2 separate regions of the Homo sapiens genome follow, and region 2 is linked to region 1. The links are chromatin contacts, found by Hi-C in ENCODE. All regions are on one chromosome and are shown on one strand. Each heading gives the region's core, a stretch centred on a gene start or an enhancer-like site at or near the end of the contact. The rest is flanking DNA. Distances are from core to core; before and after follow the strand shown. Region 1 holds the start of MRPS31 (mitochondrial ribosomal protein S31). Region 2 overlaps LOC124903162.

Region 1 (6,119 bases), core at 2,123-4,622:
CATTAAACAATACAAAAATAAATTTCTATCAATAAAAAAGATTATTTCAAAAAAACTTTCTGAGTGGGTGTTATCTAATCTGATCAACATTGTCATCGAGCTACATGCTACTTAACCCATAACCATTTGTAAGGAAAGCTAGAATGGAACAGAAAAGAGAATAATCAATGGCTAGAAATGTCATTTGTGCTTTCTTCACTAGATACATTTATGAAAAAGAACAACACAAATGATTACATCTATATTAGACTCATGCAAAAAGATTTCCTAATTCTAAGTAATCCAAATATCCAATTTTATTCTGTGGGGTTAAAAATTTGTTTTGGTATTTGACTACTGAAGAATTTTCAAAACTCTGAATGTGTTAGTTTCAGTAAGAGGGTATATTAAAAAATTATTTGCTAAATATAGTGAATATCTACTCTGTGGTGGGCACTATACTAGGTACTGACAATATATTAGTAAATAAGAATTTCATGGTCCCTGCCTTTATGAAGCTGACGTGCTACAGCACTGCTTCTCAAACTTTAAGCTTAGCCCCCACCCCCCAACTAGGAGGGCACTGACCTCCAACAGGCATCACCCCGCTAAATCCCCTGGAAGTCTTTAATATGCATAAAAATTTTTTTTTTTTGAGACAGGGCCTCACTCTGTCAGACAGGCTGGAGTGCAGTGGTGTGATCTCAGCTCACTGCAGCCTTGACCTCCCTGAGCTCAGGTGATCCTCCCACCTCAGCCTCCTAACTGGGACTAATTTTTTGTAGAGACAGGGTTTCGCCATGTTGCCCAGGCTTGAATTCCTAGGCTCAAGCGATCTGCCCGCCTCCCAAAGTGCTGGGATTACAGGTGTGAGCCACCACACCTGGCCCACAGAAATTATCTATGCTCCTTGCTAAAACATACTTTGGTCCCACCAAAGAATTCTGATTCAACAGCTTTGTCCAGGAGACACTTGAGAATTTGCATTTCTAACAAACTCCCAGGTGACGCTAACGCTGCTGGTCAGAGGACCACGTTACAGTAGCTATGTATGTTACTTAATCCTTACACTTTAACAGAACAGGTTTCATTATTCTCACTTTACAGTACAAACTGTTGCCCACAGAAGTTAAAGTAGTGGTTATGAATCTCTACAGGTTATACAAATCACATAGGGAGCTGACTTAAAACACAATTCTTAGTTTGGAATTTAACATTTTAACTAAACCCCAGGTGATTCCCATGCAGGTGAGCTCAAGAGCCTGTATCAGACCCTGGGTTAAATATTGTATCAAGTTCAGCTGGGCATGGTGGTGCACGCCTGTAATTCCAGCAGTTTGGGAGGCGGAGGTGGGCGGATCATGAGGTCAGGAGTTCAAGACCAGCCTGGCCAATATGGTGAAATCCAGTCTCTACTAAAAATACAAAAATTAGCCAGGTGTGGTGGTGGGTGCCTGTAGTCCCAGCTACTTGGGAGGCTGAGGCAGAAGAATCGCTTGAACCCAGGGAGCAGAGGTTGCAGTGAGCCGAGATCACACACTGCACTCCAGCCTAAGCGACAGAGCAAGACTCTGTCCATATATATATATATATATATATATATATATATATATATATATATATATTATCAAGTTCTCAAAGCCAGAAAATGGCAGCCGCAGGTTAAGGATACTTACATGAAAGAGAAAATGGCAATTTCAAAAAATGCTGAAACTATTTGATCTGCTTATGAAAACGTCAGAGGCTATCAAATCAGGCACTTAAAAATTAGAATAAAAAACCAACTGCATAACTAGTATCCTCATAATCAGTACACAGGACTCTCATTATAATATTCAATATATGGTACAATCTATTTAAGAAAATGGTCATTATTTTACATTTAAAGTTACTATTCAAGGTATTTTAATAGAAAAGTGGTAATCAGGGGAATGAATCTCACATGTAATCTTTACTACAATGTTTTCTTTCAAGACTGCTATCATACCACAGAAAACAATCTACATTATAGGAAAATCACGTCTAAGTAACTCCCTAGCACTAAAAATAATAAACCTCTCGACCTAACCTCCCACCTGAGTTTGTTTCCACTGACAGCAGCTCATCAGTACTTCAAATGCAACACCTTCAACACCACATTCAAGACTCCTCTTTCAGACTGACTTTCCATTTTTCACACTTTCTATATTAAAAGGCCCCCTAACATAAACAGGTATTTGTTGTTTTCTAAAAATTATAATATATGGAAAAATCTTTCTCAAGCCTGGCTCCGCATTCTTCTGTTAACATTAAGGATACCCTAATACTCCAACGCAGCCAGTTGAAATTTTTGCTATCTCTGACTACCCTACCATTATCCCATGACGTCACATCCCTTTAATTCTACCTGTGCAATTTTTCTCCTCCATTCAGCTGGTCCTTCCCATCTTCACTGCTACTAACCTGCTTCAGCACTGTACTTAACCAAACTGCCTTCTGAGTGTTACGCATGGAATTTATGCAGCGGAATTAGGTTTTCATAATAAAGTTCTCGGAGGATAAATACCAAAACCAAGTATGCCACAATTCCCTTTTTTCCTGGCTAACTTCAACCAGTGGTCCTCCTTCAGATTTCGTCAGACTTTTCCAGAAACGATATCCTGAGTCTCCCCTATAATGGTTAGGTGTCCCTATTTGCTATCCCAGCAAGTACTCATTCATGTTGGCTGAATAGTGTACTCTGTTTACCTACACTATCTCAGCTATTACTTCACTACATAGCACTTGAATTGTCTACTTTCTGGAACTACACGCTCCGTGATGGCAGGACTGTCTCACTTGGGGTTTACAACCAGTACTGGCACGCTGTTTTTCGAGTTTTTCAGTAATGAACTAAAGAATAAATGAAGGAAAACAAATGAGACTATCAAATAAATCTTGGGAGGCAAAAGATAAAAACCTGGGTAAACTGACAGGAGATGATGACAAGAGGAATGAGGCGCGGCGTGTAGTAGAGCACAGCGACCAGGTTTGTAATCGTAGCTCTGTTTTCACGCACACTATGACCTTGGGCAAGTCATCTTTTCTTTCTGGGATTTCTCTTTCCTCAGATTTAAAGCAATAGCTTCTAAGACCCAGCAGGTGGTAACATCGACCCCAGGAAGTCGGAGGATGTACAGGACGGGGCACGGGGTTGCCTGAGGACCTACCGGGCCAACAGCGCTGAACTGCGGTACCTGACTGTTCCGTGCCGAACAGTGAGTAGCATAATCGCAGCCGCTGATGTCTCCGGGCTTCCAGAGGACAAAGGGTGGCGGGAAAGGGGGCGAAGAGGTAGGAACGTCGAGACTCTAGGAAACATCGCCGAGACACGAAATGAACCAAGAACACAACTGAAATGGTGCGTCCCGCTGCCAAACACGTCCCCGCCCTCTCTTCCGCTTCCGGCCTGGCGCCTTCCTCCCCCTTTGCGCTCCGGTGGGCTACAGGGGCGGGTAACTGTGTTCCGGACTCGCCCGCGGCCGGGCGGAGCCAGTTGCCTCCAAGCGACCCGACCCACCCCGCGATTGTAGTCCTAGAGGCGGAGTCCTCGCCAGAGTTCAGCAAAGGTTCGCTGGCCGAGGCGGGTCCCAGACCGGCGAACCCGACAGTGGAGGGCGTGACCAGTTGTGCAAAAACTACAGATGGTGCCAGTGAGATCAGTCTCTTCTTTAACAGACAATATTTTGCGATGTTTGGAGGGGAAGGGTCTACAGCGTTCACCACGTTCTCAAAATGCGCCATGGCCACCAAAGAGGTTTAAAAAAAATTACTAAAAGACCTGCTGCCCTATGAATTAGCGTTTCCTTTCAGTCTTTATTTTTGATGTAGAGTCAAAATGAGACATAGGTTTCATTTTTCAAAAATAGCTTTATGGCCGGGCACGGTGGCTCACGCCTGTAATCCCAGCACTTTGGGAGGCCGAGGCGGGTGGGTCACTTGAGGTCACGGGTGCGAGACCAGCCTGGCCAACATGGTGAAACCCCATCTCTACTAAAAAAAAAAAAAAAAAAAAAAAATACAAACACACACACACACACACACACACAATTAGCCGGCCGTGGTGGCGGGCGCCTGTAATCCCAGCTACTGGGGAGGCTGAGGCAGGAGAAGCGCTTGAACTCGGGAGGTGGGGGCTGCAGTGAGCCGAGATCGCGCCATTGCACTCCAGCTTGGGCTACAGGGCGAGATTCTTTGTCTCAAAAAAACAAAAAAGAAAAGAAAAAAAGATTTACGCCGGGGGCACAGTGGCTCATACCTGTAATCCCAGTACTTACGGAAGCCGAGGCGGGCAGATCACTTGAGGCCAGGGGTGAAGACCAGCCTGGTCAACATAGTGAAACCCTGACTCTACTAAAAATGCAAAAATTAACCTGGCGTGGTGGCGAGTGCCTATAATCCCAGCTACTCGGGAGGCTGAGGCAGGAGAATAGCTTGAACCCGGGAGGCGGAAGCTGCAGTGAGCCAAGATTGTGCCACTGCACTCCAGCCTGGGCAACAGAGTGAGACCCCGTCTCAAAAAAAAAAAAGGATGAAAAGATGCAAGAGAGAGACTTGGCTTTTACCTGTCCCTCATGAAACAGGGAACTGTGACCCCAGAAGAGATGTGGGGTTCCCAAACTTGGAAGGGGATGAGAATAAATCTGGTGGGAAATGTTGGCTAATAGGACACATGGGAACCACTAGCCTAAAATTCCATAAAGGCATTCCAAAGTTTACATCAACATTTTCCCTGTCCTCTCAAAAAATAATCAAGGTGGGGAGGTGAGTTTTTGTGATACTAAAACACAGCTTACATTGAGCAGATCTTCCTGAGATCCACTAACACTAACAGAACCTTTGTGACTGAATGCTCTACACAGTACACTTGGGGATGCTTACTTTGTCTGATTTGTAAAAAAACAAACAAAAATTAAAGCATAACTTTGTCAAAAAACAAAATTATGGCAAATTTAGCATAATTGGTTTTTATTTGTGATTCTAGAATAGTGTTCCAGTGAGTTGAGCAGAGGGGTTTGGCTTTACAAGCACAAAAGAGTTGAAGAAAATAGAAACAGGGAACAAAAATCAGATTGGTCATTTCAAAGTTACCTTCCTTATAGGGTTAAAACAGAGGGATTCCTTGTCATGCTGGCTCAGGTAAACTAGGGCCCCTCTGATTGGTGCTGTGAATCTCCTGCTTTTGGAAAACTGGCCCTGATTTCAAAGTTCAGTTTGATTACTTGGCACTTAGCACAAGTGACTATTCTGGTTTGCTCTGGTGTGCTGGGGGCTAGTACAGGAAGCTTGTCCAAAACTACGGCCTCCTATAAACTTTAGCAACTTCAATACAGAAAAGTGTATGAATTATAAATATGTTGATGAAAATGTATCTTTGTTATTGTTGAGATGGAGTCTTGCTCTGTCACCGAGGCTGGAGTGCAGTGGTGCTATCTCAGCTCACTGCAACCTCCACCTCCCAGGTTCAAGCAATCCTCCTGCCCTAGCCTCCCGAGTAGCTGGGAGTACAGGCGTGCACCACCACCCCCAGCTAATTTTGGCATTTTTAGCAGAGACAGATTTCACTATGTTGGCCAGGCTAGTCTCGAACTCTTGATTTCAGGTGATCTTCCCATCTTGGCCTCCCAAAGTGCTGGGATTACAAGCATTAGCCACCGTGCCTGACCAAAAATGTGTTTAAGGAATGATCACAGAGTTAATTCACCCATATAAACCTCCACCTGGATCAAGAAATAGAATATTAGCAGTACAGCATACTTTCCTTGATATCACTTGATACCCAGTGGAAAATCCATTCTTGAGTATAATAAGCAGTCCATGTGGATCACATTTAATAGTTACCTCATCTTTTTTCGATTTCTTATAATATCCTTCAAATGGGTTTTTTAAAACCCTAAAATCTCTTAACAAAGAAGATGAAAACTTCCATCTCAATTTCAGTTTCTCTGGGGGAAGACCTTGTCCCAGCTACCCTGTTCTTAATCTACTCTAAGGTAGTGCAGACACAGTAAATTACCTCCCTGCTCCGTAAGGGTAGATAGGCCGTGACTATGTGAAAGTGCCTGGCTGAGGGTCACAAGCCAGAATTGAAATTTAGTCTTCTCTACCATTTGGTTCCTTCC
Region 2 (6,940 bases), core at 4,062-6,561, 670 kb before region 1:
GATGCATTTCAGCAGGTACTGTAGAGGGGAGATTTTATTTTTATTTCTTCGAGGGAAAGCTGGCAGAGCAAAGGAAGGGCCTTGCTTGTCCTTGAGCCGTTGGCTGGGTGAATGAAGGGGGAAATGTGAAGCTTGAATTCAGCGCTACTCACTTTTAGGTGCTGACTCTGGTGGACAGTGGGGGATCCTGAATGGTCACAGCCCAGCAAGAAGTGGAGCAGGAGCTTCAGCCAAATGGAATGAGGCAGGATGCTTGCACAGGTCTTGAGGCACCAGTGTGGACAGGGAGGAAGAGGGAAAAGGTCTCAATGTGCCAGGTAACACAGAAGCTTCAACAAACATCATTTCACTGAGTCCTCACAACAGCAACATGAGGAAGACAAGGCTCTGTGAGGCCACGCAATGCACACAACATCACACAGCTCACAACTGGCAGAGCCAGGATCTGAACCCAAACAGCCTGATGTCAAACAGCCCCCCAAGACTGCATACCAGGCAACTAAGAGGAGAACCAGGAGTGTCCCTGTGTCCCCACAACGAACAACTTAACCCAACCAAGCCACAGTAATTGGCGTGTGTGTCCCATGTGGGCATCTCATGAACGCAGCCCATGTGCTGGCCTGTGCTCCACCTGCCCCCTGCATCCGGAAAGGGGAGAGGGCTGGGTCCAGGGCTGTCATCCACTATCATTCTGCCATCCTTCATTCCATTTCAAATAATTGGCCTTGGCTGCCCCCACAGACTGGTCTCCATGGGAGGCGATGTTCTGGCTGACCGTAGCCTGGCCTTTCCAGCTGTCTGCAGGAAGGCCTGCATTTCACACCCTTCCTCCCCATTCTCTCTTCCTCCCACCTCACCTGCTGCGCCTGCTGGTCCATTTTCTACTCCCTCCCCAGAGCTTAGTTTTGCTCTCTAGGTAGATACACAGACGACTGCCTCTTCCAGACACTAGTGGGCCACTGCTTCCGGGTTACCGTGGATGACGTTGATGATAAGGAGTGCACACAGTCTAAGCAACTCAACTGAGACCCTGGAAAATGTGCCAACAACCAGCTCTTTCTTTTTGGAACTCTTGGTGGGGCTTTGGGATAAATATTCCACCATCTTTTGTCATGGCACATGCTGACTCTGGTGGACAGTGGGGGATCCTGAATGGTCACAGCCCAGCAAGAAGTGGAGCAGGAGCTTCAGCCAAATGGAATGAGGCAGGATGATTGTACAGGTCTTGAGGCACCAGTGAGGACAGGGAGGAAGAGGGAAAAGGTCTCAATGTGCCAGGTAACACAGAAGCTTCAACCAACATCATCTCACTGAGTCCTCACAACAGCAACATGAGGAAGACAAGGCTCTGTGAGGCCATGCAATGCACACAACATCACACAGCTCACAACTGGCAGAGCCAGGATCTGAACCCAATCATAATCTGAATCAAAAAATGAGACAGGAAAGAGTGACTTCTCCATCTTAGAGCTCTGGGGCATGAAGTAAGAAAGCCTGAGAGGAGAAAGGAAAAGGCATTGAGGGGAGGGGAAGGGCCAAGCCACTTGGAGACAGGTTATGACACAGAAATACCACCTAAGCTCTCTGTTTCTCCCCATGGGAAGTGGCAGCAGCAACAGCAGCAGTTTGGGAGCCTCCAGCCTCACCAGAAGACATTGGCCTCTGGGACCACACCTGAGTTTTGCTAATAGGGTGAATCCTGGTGGGACCCTAGATAGTTTCAGGATGGAGGTTGGCCAGGCCTGTAAGACCAATCATGTGATTAGAGGCTCGGGGCTTCAAGCCATTTGCTATTCACCAGCCTCCCAGGAGAGGCACTGGAGATTGAGCTCAGACATGTGGTCAATGATTCAATCATCCATACACAGTGAAACCCCAATAAAAACTCTGGACCCTGAGGCTTGGGTCCCCTTCCTTGGTGGTGAACACATCAGCGTGCCAGCAGGGTGACACATTCTGATTGTATGGAGACTGGGCACAGAAGCTCTGCATTTGAGACCATCCCAGGCCTTGCCCTAATATCTTCTTTTGGGTGCTCCTGATTTGCATCCTTTATAATTAAACTGTAATTTTAAGTATAACACTTTCCTGAGTTCTACAAGTTATTCTATCAAACTATTGAGCCTGAGGGGGTTGTAGGAACCCCTGAATTTGTAGCCAGTTGGTCAGAAGTATGGAAGCCCAAGGAGCCCTAGAATTTGTGGCTGAGATACTAGTGCTGAGGAGTGAATTGATTACTAAACAATCAAATTCATTTGGTGTCTTTAAGATGGAGAAAATTTCACATAGTTCAGATACTGCCTAATTATTCTGTTAAGAAAAGTGAATTGGCTTGGCCCTTTGCAATTTGATCGGTTGCTTGGCAATCAACTCGCCAATAGTCCTTGCCTCCTCATTTTTCTTTCCGATTTTAATTGTGGCATTGGAATAAAAGGATAGTCTATCCATCTGCTGCCTTAGATTTTGAAGCTTAATTTAAAAAGTCAATCCTTGGACTATTTTTTAAATTCCCAGACCAAAGGAATCTAACGATTATTTCACAGCCCTTCTATTTCTTTCTTTTCACCCACATCCCTCAATCTCCTCAGTACCCTTTTCATCTCTTTAAAAGATATGAAAACAAAACTAAATGTAATAAAGATTTAGGCAACGCTAAGAACACAAGAAATTCTATTGGCTCCTATTAATCATGTTCTAACTCAACTTAATTGTACATATTTTGCTTGTTCATATTCAGCAGTGCTTGTGTTCCACTATGACCCCTAGATCTCTGTATGTCATGCTTGCTTGGATTTCCACCTCCTTTCTCCCAATCTCTCCCTTTCCCCAATATCTCTATATCTTTGTATAATTTGTTTTACCCCTAAAGGTGATGTGTGCACCAAAATCTCAGAAATCACCAGTAAAGAACTTATTCATGTAACCAAATATCACATGTTCCCCAAAAAATCTATTGAAATAAAAAATAATTTTTTAAAAAATAACAAAATAAAATTACATTAATTAACTATTTTATTTTACTTTATTTTATTTTATTTTTTGAGAAGGAGTCTCAAAACTTGTTGCCGAGGCTGGAGTGCAGTGGTGCAATCTCAGCTCACTGCAGCCTCCACCTCCTGGGTTCAAGTGATTCTCCTGCCTCAGTCTCCCAAGTAGCTGGGACCATAGGCATGTGCCACTACACCCAGCTAATTTTTGTATTTTTAGTATTGATGGAATTTTACCATGTTGGCCAGGCTGGTCTTGAACTCCTGACCTCAAGTGATCCTCCTGCCTCAGCCTCCCAAAGTGCTAGGATTACTGGCGTGAGCCACCATGCCCAGCCTTAATTTATTATTGCTTTCAGCAACATTATATTTTATCCTATGCATAGTTTATTAGGCCACATCAAATTTTCTCCATATTTTAAGTACCTAGTGACAATATCCCAATTTATGACATTTGCCTGTGATTAGAACTGTTGGTTTTCCCTTTAATGGAAGTGTTTTTCACTCTTGACTGCTTGTAGTACAACATGGTCAGAACACATCCGCAGCCCTTTCTAAGGGACACTGTCCCACCCAGGGCCACTGCTGAAATGGCAGTTCTCGATGGACCCCTATTACATCTGTCCTCATCTGATTGGTCTGGAAGTAGACACCTGCCTCAGGGATGCCTGTCCAGGCTTACCGGGAGATCTACTGTAAAGAGCTGAGCACTACCAGGAATTCACTGGACCAATCATATTCTCACTCACAGGACTTTGAATTGGAAAATACACAGAGACTCAAGCTGCTATCAGGGGCTGAGGTTGAAAGAGTGCACGAGTAGCCTTGAGTTAGCTGAAGTGTAGAGTAAGCCAAAATTGTGAGAAAGTGGAAACTACCATTGAGCAGAAGATTAAGTGTAGAGAAGTTGTGTTAAGTCATGGTGGTGAGAGGAGAAGCTAAAGCACATACATCAAGAATAACCAGAGCCAGGGTTGGCCAAGCCACTTTAATGGCAGAGCATGGGATTCACCGCCCCCAAGTGCCAAGGTCCCTAGAGCCTCACTGCCTCCAGCTCTAGTCTCTGTGTGGACTAACCACACAGCAGTTTCTTATGAGAGAACTTCCTTCTTCATTACCCCTTGCTTCTTGCAATAAACCAGCCCTTATTATGTGACCTGGTTATCATGGGTCATGCTTCCTTGTAACTCAATGAGCCCACACCTGCTGCTCCCACCTGTGCCTGGGTGGTGGAGAAACTGACAGGCAGCACTGCCAAGGGGCCATGCCACTAACTTGTAGCTGTCATTCCACCATGGGGCTCAGCTCACTTGCCCCACAATGCTTGTTTCAACATGGACTGGCTGCTTAGTCAAAAACTCCCTCTCCCAGAACTGGCTCTCCAACAAGAATGGCTAAAGGATCCAAGGTAAAAAGAAACAAACAAAAATACGTAAAGGTCATATGCCTTGCACTCCTTTGTCTACCTGGAAAGAGACAATTGTTCTGGCTGTATCAGCTTATCGGCCTCCAGGAAACTTTTTGGTTATGCATGAAGTCCGCCCTCTGTTCTGTGAGTCCTGGTTTCTAAATGATTCACAGGTGTGTGGCAGGAGAGGCACTTTCCAACTCTGAGTAAAAATGATGCCAGAAAAAATCAGAGTGACACACTGTTTCTTCTCTTATGCCTCAGCCTCTAGTTGTCCTGCCAGACAGCAAGGTTTTGGGTACAATCAGCCATAAAATCAGAAGAGAGTGAATATTTATGAGCACTGCCCCACTTTGGGCAACTGTAGGGTCAAAGAGACCAATATTTCACCCTCAGAGGGATCAAGAAGAAAGAGTACCTGAACTCAGTTCGGATATGTACATAGTGCATAGCGGGGCTAGAAGCAGCCTGAATGTCACTGATCAACCTCACCTCTTTCACCTAGGACTGTCCCAAGTCATCGACAACAGAGGGGACTTATTCAACCCCCAAAACACATGCAGGTATTTAGATTCCCCACCTCTTGTATCTGGCTGATGGATAACACCCTCAAATACACCCAGCTAAGTTATAAAATCTTTCTAGAGCTAACGCCTTAGTGAATTTGTTTATTCACTGGGAGCAGGTCTCCTGGACCATTTGACCCCACAATTCCACTCCCTTGTGTTCACACTCCAGGGGAGGTTCCAGGAGAAAACTGTCTCATGTCCCCTCTCTTTTACTGGTACTGGTGATTACACAGCTGTTCAAGTTAAGATGGCTCCCTACCATGCATCCAGGGCCCACTCTGGCAGGGAGAGTGGCTTACCCGCTTAACCTGGCATGCCGAGGTCTCGGCTGTGCCCCTGAATCATTGCTGAGTGCGTCAAGGACTCCAGTCCCCAACCCTCTGCAGGCCTGACTCATGCAGCAGCTTCCCCAGAGTACGCCCACGGGCTCCAGGTACTGCTCACAAGCTGGTCTCCTCCTCCACGTAGACACACAAACAAAGCCAGTTACTAGGCTTGCTAAGCTCTGCTTAAAGTTACAGGGCCTTGCCTTTGGGGCCGCAGGCTGCCTCATGCACGCCTCTCTTGTTGTGGATGCTGGGCTCTTCCATGACAACATAGGAAACCCACCAAGGGTCCCTTTCACATTGATAATGATGTTATGAAATCTGCGGCCAATCTTGAAAAATGCAGTGCCTTATGGGAGGGGAAAAAGAGGCTGGGAGGGCAAGGGAACTTTATCAAGCAGCAACCCCAAGGCCAGACCTTGGACTCCTGGGCCCAGCCTCAGAGACTGTTTCAGGACATATGATAGAAACTCTCGCTACTGTCTTTTTAAAAAGAATCTCAGATGATTCTGATGATTCAGACAGGTTTGGGAACCATTCTCCTGGTACATACGTGTATACACACACACACACACACACACACACACGACTACATTGTATGTAGATAGGACTACATAGATATGACTGTGTTGTCATAGCAGAAATAAAAAACCAGAAAAGAATCGTGCATGTGTGGAGTCTTGTGTGGGAAGGCGGGAGATCTTCCATTAATGAATAAAATGATCTGGAGTAAATCCCTTCTCTGCCCCAGGCCTCATCTGGAAAGTAAGAATTTAGATTAAATTTTCTCCAAGATCTCTCCAGCTCCAATGAATGTGGATGCTGCACATTCTACAAATCGCTCACTGCCTTCAGACTTTAATTTTTTTTTTCAGGCAATCAGTCGTTATTTGAAAAGAGACATACAATTGGAGATAACCCAGAAGGATCTTTTTATTATCTTCACATAGGTGACTAATATTTAGAAGGATAGGTAACAAGAGCAGGTAGTGGGAGTATGAATTAAAGAGGATGAGCTGGCTGAGGTGTAATTGAAACCTTCCCCATCAAGTAAATATAATGAACCCATTGCAAACTGTAAACAGAGAAACTCCCTAGCTGGGCGTTGTGGGAGTTGTCATACGGAAAAGTGTTTATACTGGGAAAAGTAGCCAAGTTGCAAGATGGGATTAGGGGAATATCAGAGTTGGGGAGTAGAAACAAGATAGCAGCCACCAGCGCAGGGAGCCAAGTCTCTTCTCTTGCTAAATTCAGAGGGGCATTTGGGTGCTTCAGGCAGAGATCAAGCCAAGGAGGCAAACATTACTGCCTGGCTTATGGCTTTCAAAAAAGCAGGAATTGAGGAGCATGAGGCCACAGAGGAAGGAAGAGGTGGCATTTCAAGGAAGAGAATCTAAAAGAATTGTCCTGGCTTCCTTCAAGTGCTGGTCACGGCTATATGAGAAGATCAAGTGCTGGTCACGGCTATGTGTGAAGATTCAGCCCCGATGAATAATTATGTATTTATTCAATAGCTAATATTTCCAGTCTGGGAGCTTGAGGAAGACAGAAGTGGGTATATTTAGTAAGAATCCTAGGAAGGTAAGGAAGTAGAACATGAACCAAGTCTACTCGAGGTCTTGAAGGAGGTAACGTCTCAGTAGTTGTGGG

Evidence for each region. Hi-C counts contacts between places; a loop is a spot of excess contacts on that map. Pooled maps may share reads with other maps.
Region 2: a pooled map shows a loop between it and region 1 (4-fold over the local background). The contact joins the enhancer-like site here to the promoter of MRPS31 in region 1. A Hi-C loop is called at or near these places in 8 of 50 pooled maps.

What each region holds. Positions count from the first base shown.
Region 1 is chr13:40,767,818-40,773,936 of GRCh38, forward strand. MRPS31 (mitochondrial ribosomal protein S31) reads right to left here and starts at 3,373. Exons shown (of 7, transcript NM_005830.4): 1 at 3,168-3,373. The coding sequence starts at 3,319. RefSeq lists an enhancer at 3,262-3,431.
Region 2 is chr13:40,097,705-40,104,644 of GRCh38, forward strand. It overlaps LOC124903162, which reads right to left. Exons shown (of 5, transcript XM_047430821.1): 4 at 153-263. Among named protein-coding and RNA genes, the nearest start is that of LINC00332, 81 kb to the right of the region's middle. RefSeq lists a silencer at 2,992-3,162. Within about 2 kb of position 5,312, at least 4 of the 41 ENCODE cell types and tissues checked have a DNase peak (open chromatin) inside an H3K27ac peak, as active enhancers do.